5 separate regions of the Mus musculus genome follow, and all the other regions are linked to region 3. Evidence: chromatin loops called from intact Hi-C (ENCODE). Cell type or tissue: heart. All regions are shown on one strand.

Region 1 (5,000 bases), 120 kb after region 3:
CTGACTCAATTGAAATGTTTTCAAGAAACAGCTCCATTCAGCAAGGGCAACAACAAGTGTCTTGTTCTGTCCTCTGGAGTCCCAGCAAGGGGCCACACTGTCTACAGGATGCCATTAGTACCCAGACAGCATGGCACAGGAGTGAATGATTTCATCTGGACTGCTCAACCTCAGTGGCAGGGGGCAGCTGCTGGCCTTGTCTGCAAAGTCCTGTGTGAAAGATTCTGTCCCACAGTGCTCTGGGAAGGCAGCAGTTTGGGCAGGATAAGACATGGGGCAAAGGCCTGCCCTGCTTTTGGTATGGCACAGAGAGGCACAACCACTGAGCTATGGAAACTGCTCTTGGAGATCCACACAACTTCTGCTATATCTTAGTTTTTAGTTGGCATTGTACTTTGGAAATTCCAGTGCAGCTTGTGGCATAGTAAGGATCTTTCCCCATCAAACAGCACAATTTAAAGTCTTTAATGGGAACTGGTTTCAAGGAAGCTATATATGTTACTTATTCCTTACAAAACCAAGATAGAGCACTTTCTCTGTATTAGAGAAGTTTTGGAAGCAAGATGGTATCATCAGTTTCTAGCAATTGTGTGTTACTGCATGAAGCCTCACTTCCGTCAGTCTCTACGTGGATGTAGGGATGCACATGCCAGAGTGTGTGGGTCAGAGGGCTATCCCCAGTGACTGAGCTTCATTGCCACTGTGTATACTAGGCTCTGTGACCCTAAGGAGTCCTGAGATTCTCCAAGCCTCCCATGCACTGTAGGAGAGTTGGGATTGCAGGTACCCATGCTACAGCATCCAGCTTTTACATGGGTTCTGGGGATCCACACTCATGCCTGGCAGAGCTATAGGCTCTGAATGATCTCAACCCCCTCTTTGCATCTTTTGTTTGTTTGTTTGTTTGTTTGTTTTTTAAACTCAGTATACATGTTGCATCCTAATTGCATTATCTATTTATTTTACTTTTAAACATATACCAATTTATTTATTTTTGGCTTTTTAAGTCAATCTCATTATATTGCAAAGAGTGGCCTTTACCTTGTGGCAGTCTCCTGCCTGTCAGAGTTTATGATCTGGTAATAGCAGCAAACAACTGATCAAGGTTCAGCTTGTGATTATTAATATGATTCTCTTATAATCAGATGTTTACTGAGCACCAGTTACACTAAGCTGTGCTCTGGAGAGAATCTAATTAGCCAGGCACATAACTGTGTGGATGTGTGATGTGAGTGTGGGTGTTAGAAGAGGCCAGAGGTATCAGATCCCCTGGAGCTGAAGTAATAGGCAGTAAGCCACCTATGTGGGTACTAGGAACTGAACCTGAAGTCCTCCACAATAGCAAGTGCATTTCTGAGCCTTCTCAGCAACTGCAAAAGGCAAGGTTTCTAACAGGCAATAGTGAATGGAGTGCAGAAAAGAAAGGGAAGCGGGAAGATCACGGAGGACAAGCATGGGCTGCTGTGCCTGCCCTGTTGCCAGTCCTTATGTGGGCTGCTCTGCTTGGTAGGGTAGAGGAGTGCATACATGTCCAGGAGTAAAAATAGGTCACTAGGTATTGGGAGAATTAAAAAAAAAATGTTCTTCAAGTTTTTGGGTATAAAGATGTCTGTCCAGAAGGTGTATTGGTATAGTAAATTGGCTTAGATTGCTTATCTCTGAAATGCTTTTATCCTACAGATGGCATTTTTGGAAGATTTTATAGAGAACTAAAATAGTATATACACATAGTTTGATTTGACTAATTGCAATTCTAGCGCTTGCTTTTCTAAATACACAGGATGATGTGGTGGTGGAACAGCGCTGTGCTTGCCCAGGACTTGTAGTAGTCATAGTAAGGTTTTCGTTTTACACAGCTGTAACAGCATATTAAAAATATTTTGGCTATTTTTTTTTCTAACTATGCTCATGAAAATAGTTTAAAGCATTTGAGAATAGTCTAAATATTTCAGAATTTTTATTTCAATAATGTTCACACATAGAAAAGGGATTTCCCAGCTTCTTTACCAAAGTAGTTGAGTATATGGGAGGGAAAGGCCCCCTTAAGAGGGAAATTGGTCCTTTCAACTGTTAAACATCAGATGATTGTGATAAGTATCTGATTCAATGGCTAATCACTTCTCCATTAAATGTCCAACAGTTATATGAGAAGTCTCCTTTACCCAATAACTAGCCACATTTCTATTTGTTTGACAATGATAACTCTTCCCTTTTTAAAAATCACTCCTGTCCATTTTCAAGGCCAGTCCCCTACCTTATGTTTTAGAAATAGGTTTGCAGTGGCTGTCTAGAATAAACTGCTTTCAGTGTATAGAGAACTAATCTAAATTGCACCTGCTCTCTGTGTTTAGGAGTGAGCGAGCCCGCTGGATCACAGCCCTGGGACACAGCAGTGGGAAACAGCCACCAGACAGAACCAGTAAGTTTCTAGGAACACGGAGGGGCTCTGCCCTCTGCTGGCCAGCATGGTTACTGACTGGTTACACTATCTTCATCTCTACTGATTTTTAAAAGGTTCCTTCCAAGACAGCTGTTAGTTCCTCCCATGTTAGTTGCTAAACATGAAAAATCACTGTTCAGTTTTTCTGGGTTTATTTCTCCATCTGTGAGTCAGAGATATTGGGTTCACTTCGGGATACTGGGAGGACAAAGGTCAATTATAGAGGGTCAAAGTCCTGCTCGAGCCATAAAATGCTTATGGCTAGTGGTTACTAATAGGCTTGAATATAAACAGAAAAGTGTTTGTTTTTTATTGCTTTGAGAAAAAGACTTGCTATGTAGCTCTGCCTGGGTTTCACACTGGTCCAGGCTGGCTTTGAACTCAAGTTTTTGCCTCAGCTTTACACAGGGTGGCATGAGCTACCATATCTGGTTACAAGTTTTTGGTCTAAAGAAAATTACATCTTTTCACGATCCTTTTTAGTGTAGGTGGCAATGTCAAGAAAATGTACTTTATTCCTCTGGTGTCATAGTATGCACATTCAATGGTGACACTATATTTCTGGATGACTGAAGGATGAGGCTTGCAAAGGTGGGTTTCTGGAGCCCTTTAATGATCACAGCCTTTAGAGTTAAAGCAAAAGTGGTCGGCTTGACGTCAAATTTTATATTAAAAACAAATAATGAAGCCATGTCAGTTCTGCTGAGGTTGTATTGTTGCAAGTCAGCATTTGGGGGCACTCTGAATTCATCTGGCCATTGTCTGGAGCCTTCATTTTTTTTCTAAGCTTTGCCACAGCCTTTATGCCTGGTTCCTGATAGGATAGGGTAACTGTAGATAAAGCTCCGGGCATTGCAGATGGTATGAGTTGTATAATCTTGGCCTGCCACTTCCTCTCTCACCTCCATTTCTCCGTGTAACACATTGAATGACTCCTGCTACTGTTGAGCATCTCCATGCATCATAAGAGTCCTCCTGACCCCAACATTTAAAACCAGGCACGAGGCTTCTTTAATTTCCCGTAGGAGCCCAGCTCAGACCACCAGTCCCAGCCCTGAAACCACAGAGCCCAGTGAGTGAATGCATACTGCTGCTTTGTACAAGATTTCTCAGCCCCTGAAGCTCAGAATGTCCCTTTTCCTCCACAGCCCTGACCCAGGTGGAAATCATTAGGTCTTTTACTGCCAAACAGCCTGATGAACTTTCCCTGCAGGTGGCAGACGTGGTCCTCATTTATCAGCGTGTTGGCGATGGTGAGTAGGACTGTTCTCATAGGAACTGGTGGACTGGTGCTCACAGAGCCTCAAGTCCAAAGAGTTTCATTTGGCCGGGAACTCCATATCCTGACATAGCGATGCTTTAGCCTCTCTATTCCAAGACAGCCTCCACTTTCCTCTTGTTCTTAACCCGGCTCCTGACAATTCATGCCCCATTGAATGGGGCTCCTGCCCAAAGGATTCCCTTTCTGAGCTCAAGCAGCTCTCATAGTCTCGTCCCTCAGAGCTTTTGCTCATGCCCAGTCTCTGGTGCACCCATCATTCGCTCTTGCAACCTTGTCCTACTTCACATTAAGTATTTTGACTTTAACAGGCATCTATTGCACTGAAGTTTCTTCTTGATTATTACCCATGGTATCCAGTCCATGGAAGAAAGTGACCTCTGAATGAGCATCTCTTCAGAGTAAGCTGGCATGGAACAATACCTGCAGACATTGTCTGATGCAGCCTGCTTTTTTCTTGCAGGCTGGTATGAAGGGGAACGACTTCGAGATGGAGAGAGGGGCTGGTTTCCAATGGAATGTGCCAAGGAGATAACATGTCAAGCTACTATTGATAAGAATGTGGAGAGGATGGGACGATTGCTAGGACTGGAAACCAACGTGTAACCTCTCAGATGGCCAATAGAATGGAGACTTAATATTACAGTTACTACAGTCTGCTTAATTAAAAGGATGGAAACACTTGCCTCTAAGCTTGCCAAGCCATTCTGCACTTTGGAAGAACAGCTACCAGATGCACTGAGTCCACAAAGCTCAGCTTTTGCATAATGATGCTCCTGAAAACATCTGCGTCCAAGGATGACAACAATTGTGGCTCCTACCATTTCCACTGTTTCCTAAGATGATGTATCTTGGCCTCTCTGTCCCCACTTCACTTAGACCATTGCTCTTCCGCATGAGTTTCTCCTTTGTATGGTCTCACAGCACCAGCAAGTTTGTCTTTGAGATTGTCCATTTTGTAAATACTTTTTGTGTCTTAGCCTAATGCTGTTAATTCCACAAGGAACTAATAGTAGTTCGGTAGGTGAGCTGTCATGTTTTGTAAACCTCTTTCTACGAAAGGGAAATTGACACTTGAACTCTGCCACCATTTTCCTTAATAGAAGGAAGGTGAGGCACCACCTAGTGAGGATTTTTAAAAATCCATCTCATTCAATATTGTTCTTAGATAACTACAGCATTGCAACCTTAAGCTACTAAAATGACATGGGATTTCCAGCTCACGTATGTGAGAACATCCTGAAGACAGGATATTATGGGTCAACTGCTAAAGAGCTGACA
Region 2 (5,000 bases), 100 kb after region 3:
AATTATCATTTCTTTATAAAATTGTCAGGCAATTTAAATGGGTAGTACTCGATTAGGAAAACAAACAAAAGAAATAGCTAACATTTGGTATAATCCAGGAACGCTTATAAAGGCTATAGACAACAAAAAGATAATATGTATTTTATCTCATTTAATCTCCACGACAAGTTGGTGCCTTGGTACTGTTACTGTCATTGTGCAGATGAGAGCCATGAAGCATGGAGAGGATTGGAACCCTGCTCAGGTCCACAGAGCAGAAGTGTGATGGGCTAAGTCTAAGCAGGCCTTTGGGGTCAGATCTGTAACCTTACCTACTATGCTGAAATCCGCAACTTCTGGAAATCCCATGAAACTTAACTTCTTAGGACTGTCGTAAGCTAAGCTTTACACATGAAATCTATCTCAATTAGGTAAATCAGGGTTTTTTTTTGTTTGTTTGTTTTTTCCTTTCTTTCTTTCTCTTTTTTTAATTCCTTAACTTGAAATAAATTCCAGCATTGTTCAATGTCCTCTGTGTCAGCAATGCTTGACTGGAGCATTTTAATGCCAGTGAAGCACAAAAGCAAGTGTAGAGATTTTGAAACCAGGCTGTTGAATGAGCGAGGGAAACAAGTTGAAATCTGCAGAGGAAGGTCTGTCTCATGTGCACGCCCTGAAGGAAAACACAATGAGCTGATTCCTTGCAATCCTCTATGTTCCGGGTCTCAGCCCTCCTGGGAGAGTCACAGGCCCGTGACATCCCTGTGAGAAAAACAATTGTTTGTACAGGAGTGACTCTGAAGAAGGATGCCTGGGAAATGTCATGGAAGGTACTAAAAGGGGAGATAGCATTTCAGAATGCCACAGGTGCACAACAGAGTTCACTTCTATGCCGACATCCAGGAGAATAATGTCAAAGCCCCTGGCATTGGATTTCATGGGATGCTGGGCCATTGTGACCTTGGGGCAGTGTTCCATTTCTCTGGCCTGTGAGTGCTGGTCTGAGGATTCCCAGGCAACTGCTGGCTTGGAGACATTTTTCTTTGTGCTGGCCTGTTTTTGTCTGTTTTTTAGGACAGTGGCTGTGTGAATGTTATAAACAAAACCTATGGAAAAGGTTAAAAGATTAAAAAACCTATTCCACTACCTTGAAGGTGAATGCTGGGAGTCATTTTGCTGTTTTGAAAAAAAATTTCTTTAGTACACTTCTCTCTTAATTTAACTTTTTACAAAAGGAAGAATTGAAAGTGTTGCTTAGGTTCCCTTCACTTGTACTTGGTCCATGTGAGAGAGTTCTCAGATGAGTGTGAAATATATGCACATGTTCTCCTGGCACAGAAAACAGTAGGGAAGCTGTCCTTTGCAGTATAACCTTTGACCTTCCCTGCCAACTTTTCTTTCCTTCATCCCATGGATGCATTTTGGTCAAGTATCCTTTCTCCCTCTCTCTGGCCAACAAGAGTGGGTATCTAGGATGATCACTAGTAAGGGTCAAGGTGAGAATCCTCCACAGGGCAGCGCATATTTTAAAATCTATGGCTCACCACAAGGCAGGTCCGACTTGTCTTGTTACTCACCATCCACCTCGTTAGGACTCTTACAGACATGGACATACCCAATCAAAGGATTCAACCTGCCTTAAGGAATGACATTGGAATGCAAATTTTTAGGCAATGTCAGATGTTTCTCCAAATCTCCTGAAGTTATTTATTGGTTATCAATGCCTCATATTTGGAAAACCACCCGTATCATTCATTAAGTCCCTAAGTATGTATAAATTGTCTTCTGAACTCATCAGTTTATTTCACTAGTTCCTATGTCAATTCATGCCCAGGCCTGGTTCTTGAACTACTATACATTTATAAATGTCTTAGTATACCCAGGGAACATATCATTTTCACCTTGTTGTTTCTGTATGTCTATTTTCCCACATGATTTAAAATAACTCAACTAGCCTCTCTACTCAAGTCTCCTCACAAAACTATTTTTGGATTTGTATTTATTGGATTAAAATTGAAGGTACACTAGAAAAGCAGATACTTACCAAGGTTGTCTTCATATAGAAAGACCTGGCAAGCTTCATCACAAATATCTTTTTTTAATTATATTTTTTATTTTACTTTTTCCAATAATTTATTGTTTTTTTAAATTCACTTTACATCCTGATTGCAGCCTGCCTCCCTCCTATCCTTCCAGTCCCACCCTTACAAATCTCTCCCCACATTGTTCCTCCCTTTCTCAGAGAGGGAAAACCCCTCCCCTTGGGTACCTCCCACCCTGGGGCATCTATTCACAGCAGGACTAGGCATATCATCTCCCACTGAGGCCCAACCAGGTAGTTCAGGTAGGACGAAAGTGATCCAATGGCAGGAAACAAAGACCAAGGCAGCCCTTGCTCCACTTGTTAAAGGTCCCACATGAAGACCAAGCTGCACAGTTTCTACAGATGTATAGGGTCCAGCCCCTGAATATTCCCTGGTTGGTGGCCCAGTCTCTTTGAGCTCCCATGCATAACAAATATCTTAAGAGATTTTCTGATGTTATAAATAAGATAAGTCCATAAATTATATATTTGAACTTTCTGCTTCATTTATTTGTGTGCACATGCAAGTGTGTATGTGGGTTTGTGTTTGTGTGTGTGTGTGTGTGTATGTGTGCATGCATGCGCACATGCAAGTAGGAGTGTCATAGCATGTATGTGAAGGTCAGAAGAGAACTTGTGGCATTCAATTCTCCCCTACCACCATGAGCTTGGGTACTAATCTCACGTCCTTAGAGCAACTGTTATCCCTGAGTCCATCTTGCCAATCCTCATTGATCATATCACTTAACTGGGTGTCATTAATATGTAGGAGAGTCATTATTTGGAGTTCTTTTTCTCAGTCATTGTAGTGAATTCATGGTGGCTTTATGGTTATATTTCAGTCAGTGATGTATTCTCCACACAGTTGTCTAGTCAGTAGGACAGATAAGACATCCCATTCTCTTCTGCTTGATTCAACCACACACTTAGACATCCACAGACACCTGGACTACTAATAGTCTTCACATCTATGCACTTAGGATTTAAAACACATTTTATTTTTTAATTTACTTTAAAATAGGTCAAGAGTACAGAAAATCATCACACACTAACATACTCATTGCCCAAACTTGACATGGGAGTTAACGCTAGACATGTTCCTCTTAAACCAAAAAGAAAACACAAGCTGAGCAAAATTGCAGATGAATGTCCCTTTGTCCTCATTCTGTCCTTCCCCTTCCCCAAACCGACTGTGACAAAATGGGTGCTTAATTCTCAGATTTCCACTTAATCCTGCAAATTTCCATGCATCTGTCATTTTGATATTTAAACATGAACTTCTTCTACGTTGTCTTTAAATGTCTTTCTGATATAAAAGTAATAAGTAATATTCATAAATAAATGCTCCCTATAAGAAATGCCCCAACCTGTGTAGACACTATGGGGCAGGAACTAAAGGGCTCCTTAATTATTTGCCTAATAAAGGGGGTGCCAAGGATGGTGCGTATTGCTCCGGTGCTGACTAAGTATGTGCGAGGCCCTGGGATCCAGTCACAGCATCACAAGAAAAAGAAACTTTTCACCGTCAGGCTCATGTCACATCATCTCATGTCACCTCACCTCAGTTGGTGTGCAGCATACATTCAGACATTGTGTGAGCTTCTTCACACAGAAAATAACTATGAGAAGTGTTTAGTTTGGTTTCCTGTTGCCAACAGATGGCTCCTTATATTGTTTAAGATAATTATTTAGAGGAGAGTCTGGACAGAGGTTACTAGGATTTCATTTGGGTTTCAGTGGGGAGACTCATCTCTGTGGCCTCGATCTTGACGGGTCCCTGCACCTGATCGGAAGTGCCTTGCACAGAGCGGGGAGCCCGGGCAGCTGCAAGTGTGGAGAGCATGTGGCACAATGGGAGGAAGTCTCCATGTAAACTCGTCCGAGCAAAGAAAGGTGGTTTTTCCACTCGTTTTTTTTTCCTGAGCAATTCGACTTCCTCATTACATGATCCAAGTTGTTTCAGAAATTGTGTCAACCATATGTTTTTAAATGATGGAGACAAACATGGGAAGTCTGATTAGAGTCAGCTTCCCTGAGGAAAAGAGTTGTTTCTTTCCCACTCCTTTGGCCTTCTGGGACCTGAGTGCGCAGGAGGGGGAAAGCCTGGCCTAGTGGTGCCTGGTGTGGGCTCCCTTCTCCTTCTCCAGCACACACTAGCCAGTCTGAACTGGGGGGTGAGGGGGTTTCAGGTTCCGATTGACAGAAGAATGAGTTTTATGCAGTCATCGACAGATCAGAGTCAGGGGAATAATGGCTATCATTCTGAACTCCTGGGGGACTAACTATCTATATGTGAGTGTACTGGCTGGTTTTGTGTGTCAACTTGACACGAGCTGGAGTTATCGCAGAGAAAGGAGCTTCAGTTGGGGAAATACCTCCATGAGATCCAGCTGAGAGGCATTTTCTCAATTAGTGATCAAGTGGGAGGGCCCCTTGTGGGTGGTGCCATCCCTGGACTGGTAGTCTTGGGTTCTATAAGAAAGCAGGCTGAGCAAGCCAGGGGAAGCAAGCCAGTAAGGAATATCCCTCCATGGCCTCTGCATCAGCTCCTGCTTCCTGACCTGCTTGAGTTCCAGTCCTGACTTCCTTTGGTGATGAACAGCAACATGGAAGTGTAAGCTGAATAAACCCTTTCCTCCCCAACTTGCTTCTTGGTCATGATGTTTGTGTAGTAGTGAGTGTGTGAGAGAACATACCAGAAAATTTCTTGTAAGAGTGAGCCAGCCACTTGCCAGTTTTTGTTTCCGTGAGTTTTAAGGTAGCTGACTGGGATAAATAACGAATTTATTTACTTATTTATTTGCTACTGTTAAAGGTATTTTTTTAATAAGACACCACTTTTAAAAACTAGTAAAGTGTTGGCTCTATATAAGTATATAATGCAAAACCTACCTAGATAACAATGATTTTTTTTTTTTTTTTTTTTTTTTTTTTTTTT
Region 3 (5,000 bases):
GGGGAGTAGGCTGTTGCTCAGGACGGAGGTGAGCAGACTGTGACTTCTTCATCACAAGTCACCACAGCTCAAGAACCCATGTGACCTACAGGGACATTAACTTCTCAGGCCATTCTCGAAGTCTTTAAACTTTGATCACAGACTGCACTCTGATCCACGTTAAACCTGCCACTTATAAATCTCCACAACTTTCTGAAGTTAAATTTATTATATAAAACTAATATTATTGATATGAAAATCCCCTACAGCAAGGCTCCATAGATGAACATAGAATCCACTTATTTCCGTATGAAATTGTTAGTAAATCTTCTCAAAAATGATTTCGATATACATTTTGATTCCATTTGTTCGAGTTCAAAAAAGTTTCTGAGATCAAAGACCTTCACTGTGTCACTTTGGTAATTATAGAAAAACATAAAGAACCACCCTTCCTTTTGCCACCCAAAGCAGAAAGAAGCATGGCTTTAAACAGTGGGCACTCACATGAACTTTGAACACTTGGAGCCTGCCCTGTGTCTTGCTAACAACCAATTCTACAGATCTCATCAACCAAAATCATGTCTTCTCAGGTCGTACATACCTGGAATTTCACCAAGACATAGCCAACTTGGCAACCAACATCTAAAAGATATCACTGGCCCAGTTCATTTCTCTTATTCATCTACTTCCAAACTCCACAGATATTTATCACTTACTGTGTGCATGAGTCACAAATATAACCCCTGCCCTCTTCAAAACTACAATGCAAAGGCAGAATAGATTAAGCACTAATACACAGACATATAACTAAGCATTCAGATTTACAAATTTCGGTTAATGTGAAAAAGAAAGAGATCAGGTGGTTGGGGAAATCGGGGGTAATTCCAATGAAGTGACAAACCAGAAGGCCAAGAAATAAACTTGAAGGCTCTAAGACTGTGGACTTGGCTTGACTAGATAAAGCTAGTGAAAAAAGACTAGATTGAAGGGGTAGGCCCAGCCTCTTAATCTCTAATAAGGATTTGGAATTTACTTCTTGTTCGATATTTTATTCTACATACAGATTTTCAATTTATATTGTACACAACTACACACTAATAAATATTTTGTATTTTGTTTACTTTTACTGTGTGACTTTCAAACATACAGGGCACAAAGATTAGGACATTAGGACATGTAGAGTCATAGTCCACCTGGCCTCTCAGTCTCCTCTGAGTGCATACAAGCAAATCTGTCTGTAGTCCACACATTATTGCAAGCAGATGAGTGAGAGCCCGGAGTGAGGTTCAGTTTGACGCCCACAAGTGGCCCAGTGAAGTGTCGCAGCAGCACCAAGCTCCGAAGTGTTTCACCCTTCCAACCTTCCCCTCCAGGTCTAGGGATGATCAAGAAGCCCTTTCTCTGCTCTCACGACCATTCCCACGCAGTGTTCAGATCTGCGACCGCGCCCTCCAGCTGGCCCGTAGGGCGGCCGCCCGCGCTCCTGCATTCTTGCACTCAGGGTCTGGACAGGCAGCTCAGGTGTGCGCGTCCCGTTTACAATCACTGAGCGCACTCCGGGAAGGCAGGGGCGGGAACTCCTGGGCGCCTCGGTGCGAGCTTCCCCGGCGTGCTGGGGCGGGGCGTAGCGCGGGGGCGGGGCCGGCGCCGCGGGCCTCTGCTGTCCCAGGCTGAGCGGTTGTCTCCGCGCTTTAGTAAGGACCCAGGCCACCCTCGGGGACAGGGAGTACTCCTTGGTCTGTGCCCCGGAAGGGTGAGCGCGCTGGAGACCGCATACCGGGGACCGGGTGGACTGGCGCGGGGCGGGCGGCTAGATGGAGACGCGGGGGAGCGTCCCACGGCGAGCTGTCCCAGCCAGCTGAACTCTTTCCAAGGGTCCTGCGGTGGCGGCGAGCTCTCTAGGTGCCGGCGGGCTTGGGGGGCGGGAAGGACGCAGAGGAGACGGGATTCATCTGATCAACTGCGGCTCGGATCTCAGTCCTCGGTCGGGAAGCTTGGCGGGAGACGCTGTGCCCGAGAAAGGGCGGGTAAGTGCGGCGCTGCCGAGTCCCGCGCGACACCCGTGTGACCGCCGGGCTGGAACCCGGTTAGGCTCCCAGACAAGACTAGTTGTCCGGAGGCAAAGTTCCTTTCTCTTAGGCAACCTGAGCAGCTTTCCTCCTCTCGGGGCTGGCTCAAAGGCCCCGCTATGGACGGCGAAAGCGAGGTGGATTTTTCCAGCAACGGCGTCACCCCTTTGTGGCGGAGACGGTCCACCCCTCCGCTCCAGTTGCTCAGCCGGAGCAAGCCGCGGCCACAGTCGTACCAGAGCCCCAGCGGGCTGCTGATCACCGACTTCCCTGTGGAGGAGCTGGCTGCCCTTCCCACGCCGCAGACTCCGGTCCGCGTACCCGCCGACCCGGACGACAGGACGGTGTCCAGGAGCCCCCAGCTTCTGAGCGCGCATCGGAGGCCGGTGACCAATGGTCGCACGGTGTCCCCGGACTACAGAGCTGCTTCTCCTCGACTCCGACGGCCCAAGTCACCCCTGGTTTCTTACGCGGCGTCGGGCGGCTCCCCGAAGTCCACTTCTAATGGCACCGTGGCCTCGCCCGCGGCGCTGTTGTCGCGCGCCTCCCGGACTCCGGACACCCCGGCCTCTTGCGCCACCGATGAGGACTGCACCGGGGTGACTGCCAGTAAGGTATCTTCGCCCATTGCCAATGGCCTTGCCCATAAAACCGACTCATCTGGCCCAGTATCACAAACTGGTCAGCCAGCTGGGGACTTGGAGCTGGCCCCCTCGAGACTCTCTCCTGCTCTCCCACACAAGTCTTCAGAACAAAAACTGCCACTCCAAAGGCTGCCCTCCCAAGGGAATGAGCTCCCAAACCCTTCCGTGGTTTTGAGTACCAACAGCCCGGCGGCCCTCAAGATGGGAAAGCAGCAGATTATCCCAAAAAGCCTTGCCTCTGAAATTAAACTGAGTAAATCCAATAGTCAGAACGTGGAGTCCCATAGGAGGCTTCTCAAGGTGCGCAGCATGGTGGAGGGACTGGGAGCACCCTTGGGCCACGAAGGGGAGGAAGGCGAAGTCGACAACGACATGGACAGTCCCGGCTCCCTTCGGCGAGGCTTGAGGTCCACGTCTTACAGAAGGGCAGTGGTCAGCGGCTTTGATTTTGACAGTCCCACCAGCTCAAAGAAGAAGAACAGAATGTCCCAGCCTGTCCTGAAGGCCGTAATGGAAGACAAGGAGAAGTTCTCTAGCCTGGGAAGGATAAAGGTAGGACTGGGCAGGCTCACATGCCATTCATTAAATCCAGTGTGAACGTGTTGGGAAAGAATTGAATGCTCATGGCACATGAATTTAATTCATCTACCCAAATCATGGAACAGTGCATTGCTTTCTATTTATTTGAGTCACCATGTCCCATGTTTGTGTTTTATTATTATTAATCAATGAATGTTTTTGACAAACTAATAGCTTAGAACTTGTGTGAGGGTGTGAGGTATTGTGCCCTGATATGGGCCTAGCAGTTGTCCTTACTCAATATTCTTGTTTTCTACCGTTGATCTAAAGGAAAAGGGACAATCAGAGTGGAATGTTTTGGAGTAGATCTAAGCAATAGAGCAGTCACATTCCCCCCCACTTTTTTTTCCTTGATTAATCAGACGACTGGAATCAGTCTATAGAAATGTCACACATGCAATACACAAGCAAGCCTGTTTTATTTTAGACATACAGTCTTAAAGGAAAGACATTACATAACACTTTTATGTGCCCCTCCCCCCAGCTGTCAGGGAGAGTCAGTCACCAGGAGAGTGAATCACAGTGAAATGAGTGGGACCACTGGTCATTTGAGGATTCTTTCTCTAGTTTAACGGGGACACTCTACACTTTATTTTATTGTTGTGGTTAACTGCCATGGGGATTCTTGGCCATGTGCTTTTGGAAGTCTGAGGGAAATAGCAGAAAGGGGCTTTTGACTTAAAATAGCTGTACTTACTTGGCTTATTCACACACATTTTCTCTCCATTTTGTTTTTCTCTTAGAAAAAAATACTGAAAGGACAAGGAACATTTGATGGGGAAGGTAAGCATTTAATTTTCCAGACTTTTATTGCAGCTTCAATATGGTACATCAATTATAAGTTGAAACCTAACTGCAGTAACAAGGATACTTGGGATGAAAAAAAAAACAAGGATGCCCAACTTTATCTTGGATTATCCAGCACAGAGCTGTGTTCACCCAGCTAACCTTGTTTATCCATGGGGGCATGTTTATAAGCTGCTAACCTTTTTCAGTTTACATCTAGAGAGATTTCATTTCTTTAGCCTGACTCCCTCCCCACCTGTTTCACAATGTGGGTGTGGAGCAAGCTCTAGCTCCTCTCTCAGGCTCTTTGAGACTGAAGCTTGGATCCTGTGGTATTTCCTTTGGCCACTTTTTTTTTTCTTTCTTAATATTCTTTTTGCAGTATTTCCACATTTGAGTTTCATTTCTGACTTCCTGTTTTCCTGCTAATAAGCTTCACCTTTGGGGGAAAGGCAGGTATTCTGGAGGAATAAAAAAAAAAAAAAAACATAATCTTAGGAATTTTTATCCTGTGTATTATTTGTTGTTGAGAATTTCAAAAACAAAAGCAGCTTCAGCCAGGTGTTCACATGCTAATCAGATTAGTGGGCTCTGTAAATAGATAGGTCAAGGGGCCAACTGGGGGGTGGAGGGAGCAGAGCGACCGGTCCCAGCTGCAGCCCGGAAACTCCTGGGGACTTGAGTAGACTTACTTTCTTCATTGCTTTGAAATGCTGAGAGTTTCCATCCTTTAATGAATAATGAAGGAAAGTACACCCTTCCATAAGAAAAGCTAATAGAAAATCATGCAGATGTAAAATACACAATTTGGATGACTGTAAAATAGTTCCTGCGTAACTACAAATGAGCTATTTATCAAGTCGTTGTAGAAAGTAATTGTCAGTTGGAGAAGAAACCCAGATATGGTATTTTTGACTAGTTGGGATAAATTCATCTCTTTGAT
Region 4 (5,000 bases), 110 kb after region 3:
TGCTCTTGCTCTCCACACACAGTGGCTCCTATTTAGTTTTGTTGTTGTGTACCTACTGTGTACTAAGCATAGCATTCAGGTGCTTTTAGCAGATGTGATCTCCTAGGGAATGGTCATACTTTGCGGACCTGAAAATCTTGATAGATGGATGGATTTTAATTGAACAGTTTCATTGACAAATGCATTTTATTTAAACACTGACATTTTCCATAAACAAAAACACTAGGATGAAGCCTTTATTTATTCATTCATTCAAGTTCATTTGGAACGTTCTGTAGCTTTACAGCAATCTCTCATTGGGTTTTTGGAGCTCTTTCGAAGCTGCTTCTACTGCCAAAAGCTAGGATGTGGCCACTTAACATTTCACATGAACACATTGCAGTTGCTACAGTTTGCAGTCTTGAAAAATGGCTCATCCATTTAGGCAAAATGATTTAATAGTAGTTAGAGTCCAAGCAAAGTTTGCTATGTCCAGTTGAATTTGAAGTAATTTCTGGATCACCTGCCCTTAGTCAGACAGAGCAGGGGGACTCCCAGGAACACACTCAGCTTAGGAAAGCACATCTCCATACTTCTTCCCAAAGGCAGGCCAGGGATTGTGCTTGTGCCTGTCCATTCACCAACACTACATGTGCTCACCCTGAAGGAGGGGATTGGGGCTTGGTTTGCAAGTCCACTTTGATGATTTTGTTCATTTTGACATTGCTGACCAAATTCTTTGGAAACAAGAAGTCTCTTGGATATCGCCGTGGGCCAGGAGCTGTGGTGGGTTAGGAAATACAGCCATGGAGGAGGAAAAGGAGTTCCCTATGGCTGCGTCCTCTCAGGTTCCTGCATGTTCCCTGCCCTTGTCTGCCAGCATTCTCAGGGAGAGTGATTAAAACGGATCAGCAGATAGTAGTGAATAACAGCCCCAACTATAGTGAAGTCTTTATGTAAATGTATACTCTTACAGAAGAGATCTTTTTTTATGGGCTCACAGTTCTTTCCCCTGAGCAGTAGAAAAGGCCTCTAGAGTTCCCAGCATTGCCCCCTGTGTCTGCTGCTTTGAAGAGGAAGGTGTCCTGTGTCTGTGTGTCTAGAAACCAGCATGGGACACAACCAGGGCCAGGCTTGGCAAAAGGAAAGCATCTGCTCAACTCTAGAAGTCCTCTGGTATCAGAGGCAGAACTAGACTTTTTTTTCTTTGTGTGTACGGCAACCTCTTTTAAGAATGGAATTAATATGCTACATTTTTTGCAACTTTAAGAAAAGCTTAAAGTCTTTGGGGATTAGTACTTGTCTAGACATTCCAGAAAATTCATTGAAGTTGGAAACTCCCTCTTTGCAGTTAGAAAAGGAGAGGGTGCTGCTGTTTTTGCTTGTGATTTCCTTCTCTGTCCCCAGTTTGTCCTTCATTCTGGCCTCACTGATGTCTTGACAGAGCTTTTCCTGACTGCCTCAAACATCATTTATGAAATCTCCATTACTTGTTTCTTAGACATTCTAAGTCAGTGTCCTGTTCTTTTATGTAAAGGCTCGATGCTTTCCCGGGACTGTAGAGTCTGTTCTACCCTCTTGCCTTTGATTTGCCTTAAACTGAGTGGTTGTACATTTTCTACACCAGACATCTCCTCAGAGTCTTTAGTTATGTCACCCACAAACCCATGAGTATGACTCATATTTGTAGTCCTTTCATTAATAGCAAGAGAACATTCCAGAAGAGATGGGGGTGAGGCAGAAGTCTCTGGGAACAGAAAGAGGGACTGTCATTCTTCTCTTCCCTCCTCTGCACTCAATTACAGCTGAAAAGCTAATAAATAGACTGGGCTGGAGAGGTCACTCAGTGGTTAGAGCGCTTGCTCTAACAACAGTGGCGAGGACCTGGGTTCACTTTCCAGCACCTACACTGTGGTTTAAAACTGTCTGTAAATCTGATTTCAGGGCATCTAGAGTGCCCTCTTCTGGTCTCCAGGGATACCAGGCATTTTTGCAGTACATTCATACACATGGACAAAGCATTTATACATTATATTATATATAATATAATATATATGATATATAATAATATATGTTATATATAATAATGTTATAATTATATTATAATATTATATTATATATAATATATATTATTATATATAATATAATATATATTATATTATATATTAAACATAAACATAATTCTTAAATAAATGGACAGATGCTGACAAGATACAAAACAGCACCGGTAGAGAGAAAAAAGGACACCAAAATGCCCTCTCCTTAAAACAGACACGCTCAATGTCACAGACAACTGGTCATTTAAGTGTCTAGCAAATGATAACATGCTCTACATCTGTAGCTTAGTTCTGAGATCCTGCTTTTCTGTTTCTGTTTTGTTTTAAACTTAAGCCAGGAAGCATAAAAGCTGAACAAACTAATAACACATTATGATCTCTCTTTAAATCAACTTAAGCTATGTTTACCCCACAACCAGTTATCATTTCTCTATGGTATAAGCTATCTGGTTTTGAACAATCAGTCCTAGTCAGTGTAAGGTGTGTTCTTTGCATCTAAGATTTGTGAAATATACAGTTGATATTTTTTTTTTGTTTTTGTTTTTAACGTGTGCTTTTGGATACAGTTCTGTGCATGTATGTACACATGTATATTATACATGCCTGTGCAACACACAAAAGCCAGAAGAGAGCTTCCTGTCCTTTTCAATCACTTCCTTTGTGTCCTTCTGACTCCGGTTCTTCTTCTTGAACTGGGGCTTATGTCTTAGGCCTCTGCCTCTGCACACTACTGCAGCTGGAATAATCGTATTTCTCAGAATATCTAACTTGTTACAAGGGCACCATGATCCAGCTATGTTTGCAGAGCAGTCACTCTGACCACTGAGTTATCTCTCTGAGCCCCCACATTTATGGTCTGCTTCTCTTCTCTCTTCTCTCTTCTCTCTTCTCTCTTCTCTCCCCTTCCCCCCCCCCTCCTCTCTTCTCTTCCTTGCTTGTTTTGAGATAGTTTTTCTCTGTTCACTCCTGACTATCCTGGAACTCACTCTGTTGGACTTGAACTCAGAAATTTGCCTTCCTTGCCTCCTTCTGGGATTAAAGGCATGTGCCACCACTCCTGGCAGTTTTCTCCTTTTTATGTGTTATTTGATTAATATGCTCCATTAACAGTTAAGTTAGGAAAATGATGTTTGCTCTATGTTCCTGGGTTTGAGTGCACAGCAGTATGTTTCATCTATCCTTAATTTTCCTTCTTACTGTCTCCTTCCTGAGTTTATCTTTTGAACCACATGGACAGAATTCTAAACATTCTTTCTCACCCTGCACTGTTGACTGCTAATCTCTAGTCTTGGATTCGTTCATGTCTTTCCCCCTCTTTGTATTTAGCAGATTCCCAAAACATAGTTTTAGGCTGATACAAAAAGAGAATAATTAGTTTTTCTATATCCAAGGCAAGGTAGAGTAGTAACCATATTTAGGGAAATGTTGTTCTTTGTTAGTCTCTGTCACCCTTTTAAAATGTGTACTTTTAAATTAGTAAACTTAGTTTGACAGCCCATATGTGTACATACTGCATTCTGAGTATTCTCACCCTCTCAGGCCCCTTTCTCTCTCTTTATCTCTTCACCCTCTCCTCCCTACACATGGCTTTCCCACATTCATGTGGTTTTGTTTGATTTTCTAACTGTATTTAATTAGGGCTGCATGAGTGACTATGGGCATGGAATATCCAATGGATCCTGTCAGATTGACCAGTAGCTCTCACCCAGAACCCAGCAGTGGCCAATAGCTCAGTGGAGATGGGCAGTGCCTCTCTAGTTATCCCCCTTTCTGGCCATGACTATTGACAGATTTAGCCTTGTGCCAGCCCAGTGAAGGCAACTCAGCTGCTGGGGTCATGATTGCAATGGCCACATGATGCCTAGGAGTTGCATTCTACAGCTCTTCTACCTCTCCATCATCTGTCCCGTCTTTCCATCACTTTCTCCTTCAGTATATTCTGAGCCATAAAGTGGTGGTATAGGGCTCTCCACTCAACTGTCCCTTAATATAGCAGCCAACCATCTCTGAATTCATGTACATGTACTGTGAAGAGAAGCTTCTCTAGTTAAGGCTGAAAGCAGCATTTGTCTATGGGTATAAACATGTTTAGACAACAGTTTGACAATTGTGTCAGTTTAACTAAACAGCAGTAGTAGGTTGCCTCTTAAGGCCTCTTATGGCCTATGTTTTCCCTAGTTATAGGGTTTTGATTAGGCTCATACTATAAGTCATGAATTTTCTCTTGCGGAACAAGTCCTGAATCCAATCAAAGAACAATGGTTGCCCCTGTAATGGTTTTGCCATTATTTCAGTAGTGAGTACATCTTGCCTGGTTGTTGGTTCATAAGGTTCACAGTTGGTGCCATTCTCTCCTAGTAGCCTGTAGAGCACTCTTTAGCATTATGAAAGCTAGTCAGCAGGGAAGATGCTTTCTGCTTTGTTCTGCCTTTGTTTCCCTGTATTTTGCAGTCATGATACATTGTCCATTTGTGCCTTGATGCTGGCAGATATGCCGCTCAGGGAAGGCAGAATGCAGTCTAAGACAGAGGTCTCAGTCTGTTCTTCTGGGCAAGAGATCTGGGACAGATCCTATGCTTCTTAAACTCCTGTGTACCCAGATGCTGCTGTGAACTTTGAGAAGTTGGGAACAGGTCCGCTACCCACGCTGAGCCCAGGTTGAAGGAATTTGACTAATTTCCCAATGAGTGCCAAGGTATGGAGGGACTGGAAGAAAGGAAGGCCGGCCTTCTCTGGGATCTAGGCAGCATTCTTTACAACAAAGGATCACCCCCAGGGTGAACCAGAGATTAAATACCTCCTGCAGGATGGAATGCCCAGGAAAGGAAGTTCATTGACTAGATACTCCGAGCCTATCTAGATACCTTATTAGCATGGAGAACTCTAGGTTTTTATTCTACATGACTGATTGTCAGGGAACTGATTCTAATGCCTACCATTTCAATTGTGAGATTTACTGGAGGT
Region 5 (5,000 bases), 120 kb before region 3:
TACCTATCTATCTATCTATCTATCTATCTATCTATCTATCTATCATTTATCTATTTATCTTTCTTTCCATCAATCCCTTCTCTCCAAAAACAAAAACATATAAGAAACAAATTTTTAAAGACACACACGCAAAAATAGAAATAGAACAACAAGCAAAAGACCGATAACAGAAAAAAAAATGCCTCCCAAAAACTCTACAAAATTACTACTGTGTTTTGTGTTGGTCAACTACTCCTGGGCATAGGGCCTGCCCTGAAGTGTGGTTTATATACCCAGTGAGACCCCACTGGAGAACACTGATTTTTCTTTTGTCTTGACCAGAATCAGAAATCATGACCCATCATGTCACAAATTAGTATGAACACAGCAGCAATATCTTATCAAATGGAAATGGTATATATGTGACTAGGCCCGAGCACATTCTGATGGCACAAGCAAGTTACATAAAGAGGTTGCCCAAATGTCTATAGTTTCTACTTTCTCCTTTCTATTCCCATTACAATGCTGTCTGTTGTGAAGCTTGCATCTCTAGACTCATGGTGTGTGAACTATGGTTGATTTACTGAGGAAGACTAGGGCCTAGTTTACTGATGTTTCTGCACATTTTGTAGGCACTACCCAGAAGTGGACAGCTGCAGCACTACAACACTTTCTGGGACAACCCCAAAAGACACTATCAAACGGAAATCTTCACAGTGGGCAGAACTATGGGCAGTAAACATGGTCATACATTATGTGTGGAAGTTAGAAATGTCCAGATGTATGACTGTTCACTGATCCATAGTCAATGGATTGGCAGGTCAGAGACGTGGAGAGATCATAATTGGAAAATTTGTAAAAAGACATTTGAGGAGGAGGTATGTGATTGATTTCTCCAAATGGGTGAAGTATGTGAAGATACTTGTGTTCTCTGTAAAATTTGCTCCTTAAACGTTTATTTCAGCTGAGGGGGAGTTCAACAATCGAGTATATAGGTAGAATGGCCCATTCTGTGCACAGTGAGCATCCTCTTTCCCCAACCATTCCTGTCATTGACCAATGGACCCATTGAGTAAAGTGACCATGGCACAGAGATGGGGGTTATGAATGGGCTCTATAGCATGGACCTCCGCTCACCAAGACTGACATGGTTACAGTTGCTGCTGAGGGCCAGATCTACCAACAGCAGAGACCAACACTGAACTCCAGATATGGCACCATTCTCCAGGATGACCAGCCAGTGACCTGGTGACAGATTGACTACATTAGCCCCTCTAATTCTGGCAGCTCTGTTGGTTCAACATTAACCCATTCTTTGCCCTCCTGTCCTCTCAGCTTTTCTCTGACAGGACTGCCCTCTGGCAGTCTATTTGCCTCTTTCCTCCTGTGGGAACCACCCATTCCCTTGCTCAGTCACCTGGACTTAGCCTTTGTGTTCTCCCTTTTCTGATGTTCCTTACCTCCCCAGCACTTCCACTTCCACCTGCAATACTTCCTGTTGCACAGCTAACACTGCAATCTTTTTTTTGAAACAGAATATAGAAAGAAAAAGAAAATGAAAAAGCAGAAAAAACCCTCTGGAAGCAAAGCAGGGAATATCCTAGAGGTAGCAGCCACAATAGAATATTTGCTTGAAAAATAAAATAAAAATACATTTTTTTTACCCCCTGCCATTTTCTCGACAGTATTTGAAAACAAATTTTCCATTCTGCCTAGCCCCACATATGGGTACAACTTGTAGCCAGTGTTTCCTACTTTATGGGTTCTTGTTCCCTTCTCCTTTCTTCACCTTTCTCTACCCTTCCACCCTTCCAACTCCCCAACACTAAATAGGAGGAAAACAATAAAAAGAAAAGGGGGATGACATTATCACTAGAATACTTCCTACTAATTAGGGATATCCAATTCCTTGGGGCAAGTCTGATCTTAGAAATCAAGATAGCTAGTTTCTTTTTCTTGTTTTTTCTTCTTTGCACATGACTCCTTAATTTAAAAAAAAAAAAAAAACAACCAACATCAACCAACCAGCAACCAACCTCTCGATGCCCTAGCATTTATATATTCTCTGAAAACCCCCCAGAATTCCAAAAGTCCCACAATTGCAGTAACTACCTGCAGCTGCCAAACCATGTCCCTGCTAGAGCAGGAGGTAAACCAAAGTCAGCGGCTCTGACAGAATGAATCAGCCCCACCTCCCCATACCTGGGATTAAAAAGGAAAAATATTCCTATTTCTGTGGGTTTTTTTTTAAAGAAACCAAAATTCTCATTACAAACAGTAATTAAGACACTTGCTCATCCATGTTTAATACTGATCTATTTGTAATCACCTGAAAGTTAAAACAGCCTAGATGTCCACCAATTGATGAATTGATAAGGAAAATATACATTTAACAATGGACTATTGCACATACCTTTAATCTGAACACTCTGGAGGCAGAGGCAGGAGGATCTCTGAGTTTGAGGCCAGCCTGTTCTACAGCTCAAATTCCAGGACAGCCAGGGCTACATAGAAAAACTTTGTCTCAAAACTCTTTAGAAAAAAAAGGAGAGAGAAAGAAAGAAAGAAAGAAAGAAAGAAAGAAAGAAAGAAAGAAAGAAGGAAGGAAGGAAGGAAGGAAGGAAGGAAGGAAGGAAGGAAGGAAGGAAGGAAGAAGGAAGGAAGAAAGGAAGAAAGATTTTAAAAGAAAAAATTGCAGGTAAATTTATGGACTCATGGAGATAGAAAAAAAAATCATCCTGAATGAGATAGCTTAGATCCAAAATGACAAATATTGTGTATCTTTTATTTTCTTATATATGTTCACCTCCACCTACTACATACTGGTTCTCCTACAATAACCAAAAGGACTACCATCAATTTCAAAAACACCCCCTGGGGGGCACTGTAGCCCTGCTAAGAGTCACTATCCTGGCTCTAGTGTAAAATCTAAATCCATAAAGTATCTTCTCTTTATTATTCTTCCCACAGAGCATGCTTTGCAGTTTCTTTGATCTCTCTCAACTAAATTTATATCTCAGGCCTTAGTTCACTCTAAGCCACTACTATTATTCAGATTTATCATTCTGAATAAGGACTTCTGGTCAGGATGGTATATAATTTCACGTGAAAGAATGTGGTCTTTCCATCCCTTCTCTCTACCTCAAAATCACAAAGTTATAGTCCAAATTTTTTAAAATATAAACTCATTGTTATAAAAAAAATAGTTCCAGGTGGAAGAATAAATATAGCAAAAATGCAAGGATGCAAACAAGGGCTAGGAATTTTGAAAACAGGCACAGAATCTTCACCTCTATGAGGCAAGAGAGTTGGAGGTAGCAGTCATTTGGGGCAAAATGAGCAGACAGGCCAAAAGTACCAAACCTGAGTTTCCTTCCCTGAAGATTCTCCACCCATTAACCCATGTCAGTTCACTGTCACTACAGTAGGATCTAGACCCCCATTCCTTATAGAAGACAGAAAAAAAGCAATAGCTGCTGAATAACACTACCTAGTGGTTTTCTGTATTACTTCAAGTCGTGATCCATTAATGAAAGATTTCCTTTGAATGGAGGTGATGCTACAGAATCATCACACCCAGGAGGAAGGAATGATGGTAAGGAACATATGGGCAATTTCTATGTAAGAAACTAGAACTCTGGAGCTAATGAAAAAGAGCTGATTTTCATGGCCTCTTATTCCTTAATTATTATTTCATATAAACATATGTTAATATACAAATAAAAGCTGCTGAGTCTATTTAGTGTTCCTTATATTTATATGTGTTTATGTTTGGCCACTTGATATTGGATGTATCGTATCAGAGACCTCATCTCTGGGCAAGACAGATTCTCCTTCTCTCAACAGCCACTGATAACCTATAGTTCTTCAGACAGGTGTGGAACCTTATGCCATTCTCCCATTCACAATGCCATGTCAACTAGTATTGTCATTGTGCATGTCTTGTTCAGGCAACCATGTTGTGATTTCGTGAGATCACCTACCCTTTCATAAATAGAGGACACTATCTTGAAGCAGACATGATCTTCCTGCCTCCTCTTCCATGTTTCCAATATGTTAAAGCCTGAGCATAATGTTAGAGTATAAGTTGTATTTTAGATGTATTAATTGGGATTGGACACTCCATGGTGTCCATTACTTTCTTAATTGTGACCAGTTATGGATTTCTGTAATGGTCTCTGTCATCTGGAAAACAGAGCTCATTTAATGAGAGGTACATATGTATCGAAAGACTAAAGCTATGATCCACAAATGAAAGAACATACTTTCAGAACAGCAAATGAGTTGACACACAAACCTCCATTCCAGAAAAGTTGTTGAGAAAACTCATCCACACCCCATCTTCAGATTCCATAAATACTCTCTTGATGTTAATTTACAACACATTTTATAGCACTCTCATAAGCATCTGATGTAGAATCTGTAGGCAGCCAACTGTGCTTATTTTATAGTTTATATAGTTTAAGAACATTCTGGGAAAGCTAAAAACTAGCCCACTGTATTTATATCATGGTCTCCAGATGATTATACTTGCCCTAAGTGCCCATTTATGGTCCAACTGAACCACATATTGTCTCATTTGCACAAAAACAAATGAGAAAGTACTGTAAAACTAAAAATATCCATACTCTTGTGTGTTTTCATATGACAGGGTAACCAGACTACTCCCTAAGAAGAAAGATATTAACTAAGATGAGAACTGTTGTGTCTAGAGGAACTGAGGGCTACTATAAAAAGGAGCAGGAAAAAAGTCAAGATTCAGCAAAACCTCAGTCATAGATGGGATTCAAGGGCAGAGTGCAAATATGGGGAGGTGAATAAATAGCAAGAACTCGGAGAAATGCAAATTGATCCAATCTACTTTGAGAGGCAGACTGTGGAATACAAGACCATCCGGCAGAGGTGAGGCTCACTACGGTTTTATTGTTACTGTTATTAGTTCTTTATAGGCTTCATGCAATGTCTTTATTCATATTCTCACATACACAACTCTCTCCTAATTCACCTTATGAAACTATGCC

What was found. Peaks named below come from ENCODE experiments on the same cell type or tissue, not always from the same donor. Only the 100,000 strongest peaks of a DNase experiment are listed, where the experiment ranks them.
Region 1: it touches region 3 in a loop (2.8-fold over the local background); 13 of 42 quality-filtered maps call a loop at or near these places.
Region 2: a loop joins it to region 3, with 3 times the contacts of the local background. A loop is called at or near these places in 13 of 42 quality-filtered maps.
Region 4: a loop joins it to region 3, with 4 times the contacts of the local background. A loop is called at or near these places in 13 of 42 quality-filtered maps.
Region 5: it touches region 3 in a loop (2.0-fold over the local background); 8 of 42 quality-filtered maps call a loop at or near these places.

Annotation. Positions count from the first base shown.
Region 1 is chr3:62,456,022-62,461,021 of GRCm38, forward strand. Arhgef26 (Rho guanine nucleotide exchange factor (GEF) 26) reads left to right here. Exons shown (of 14, transcript NM_001081295.1): 12 at 2,352-2,419; 13 at 3,589-3,693; 14 at 4,183-5,000. The coding sequence ends at 4,325. Among named protein-coding and RNA genes, the nearest start is that of Dhx36, 48 kb to the right of the region's middle. In heart, a CTCF peak has its summit at 2,460 (motif pointing left); no DNase peak of the experiment used is centred here.
Region 2 is chr3:62,439,869-62,444,868 of GRCm38, forward strand. The region is part of intron 10 of Arhgef26 (Rho guanine nucleotide exchange factor (GEF) 26); the gene reads left to right. Among named protein-coding and RNA genes, the nearest start is that of Dhx36, 65 kb to the right of the region's middle. In heart, no CTCF peak of the experiment used is centred here; no DNase peak of the experiment used is centred here.
Region 3 is chr3:62,337,330-62,342,329 of GRCm38, forward strand. Arhgef26 (Rho guanine nucleotide exchange factor (GEF) 26) reads left to right here and starts at 1,448. Exons shown (of 14, transcript NM_001081295.1): 1 at 1,448-3,244; 2 at 4,015-4,054. The coding sequence starts at 2,168. Gm33923 (a long non-coding RNA gene) reads right to left here. Exons shown (of 3, transcript XR_375701.3): 3 at 3,689-4,518. In heart, a CTCF peak has its summit at 2,588; DNase peaks (open chromatin) are centred at 1,702, 2,332 and 2,512; H3K4me3 peaks cover 2,354 bases; H3K27ac peaks cover 1,630 bases; H3K27me3 peaks cover 69 bases.
Region 4 is chr3:62,448,361-62,453,360 of GRCm38, forward strand. All of the region lies in intron 11 of Arhgef26 (Rho guanine nucleotide exchange factor (GEF) 26), which reads left to right. Among named protein-coding and RNA genes, the nearest start is that of Dhx36, 56 kb to the right of the region's middle. In heart, a CTCF peak has its summit at 1,926 (motif pointing left); no DNase peak of the experiment used is centred here.
Region 5 is chr3:62,213,139-62,218,138 of GRCm38, forward strand. No RefSeq gene overlaps it. Among named protein-coding and RNA genes, the nearest start is that of Arhgef26, 120 kb to the right of the region's middle. In heart, a CTCF peak has its summit at 2,854; no DNase peak of the experiment used is centred here.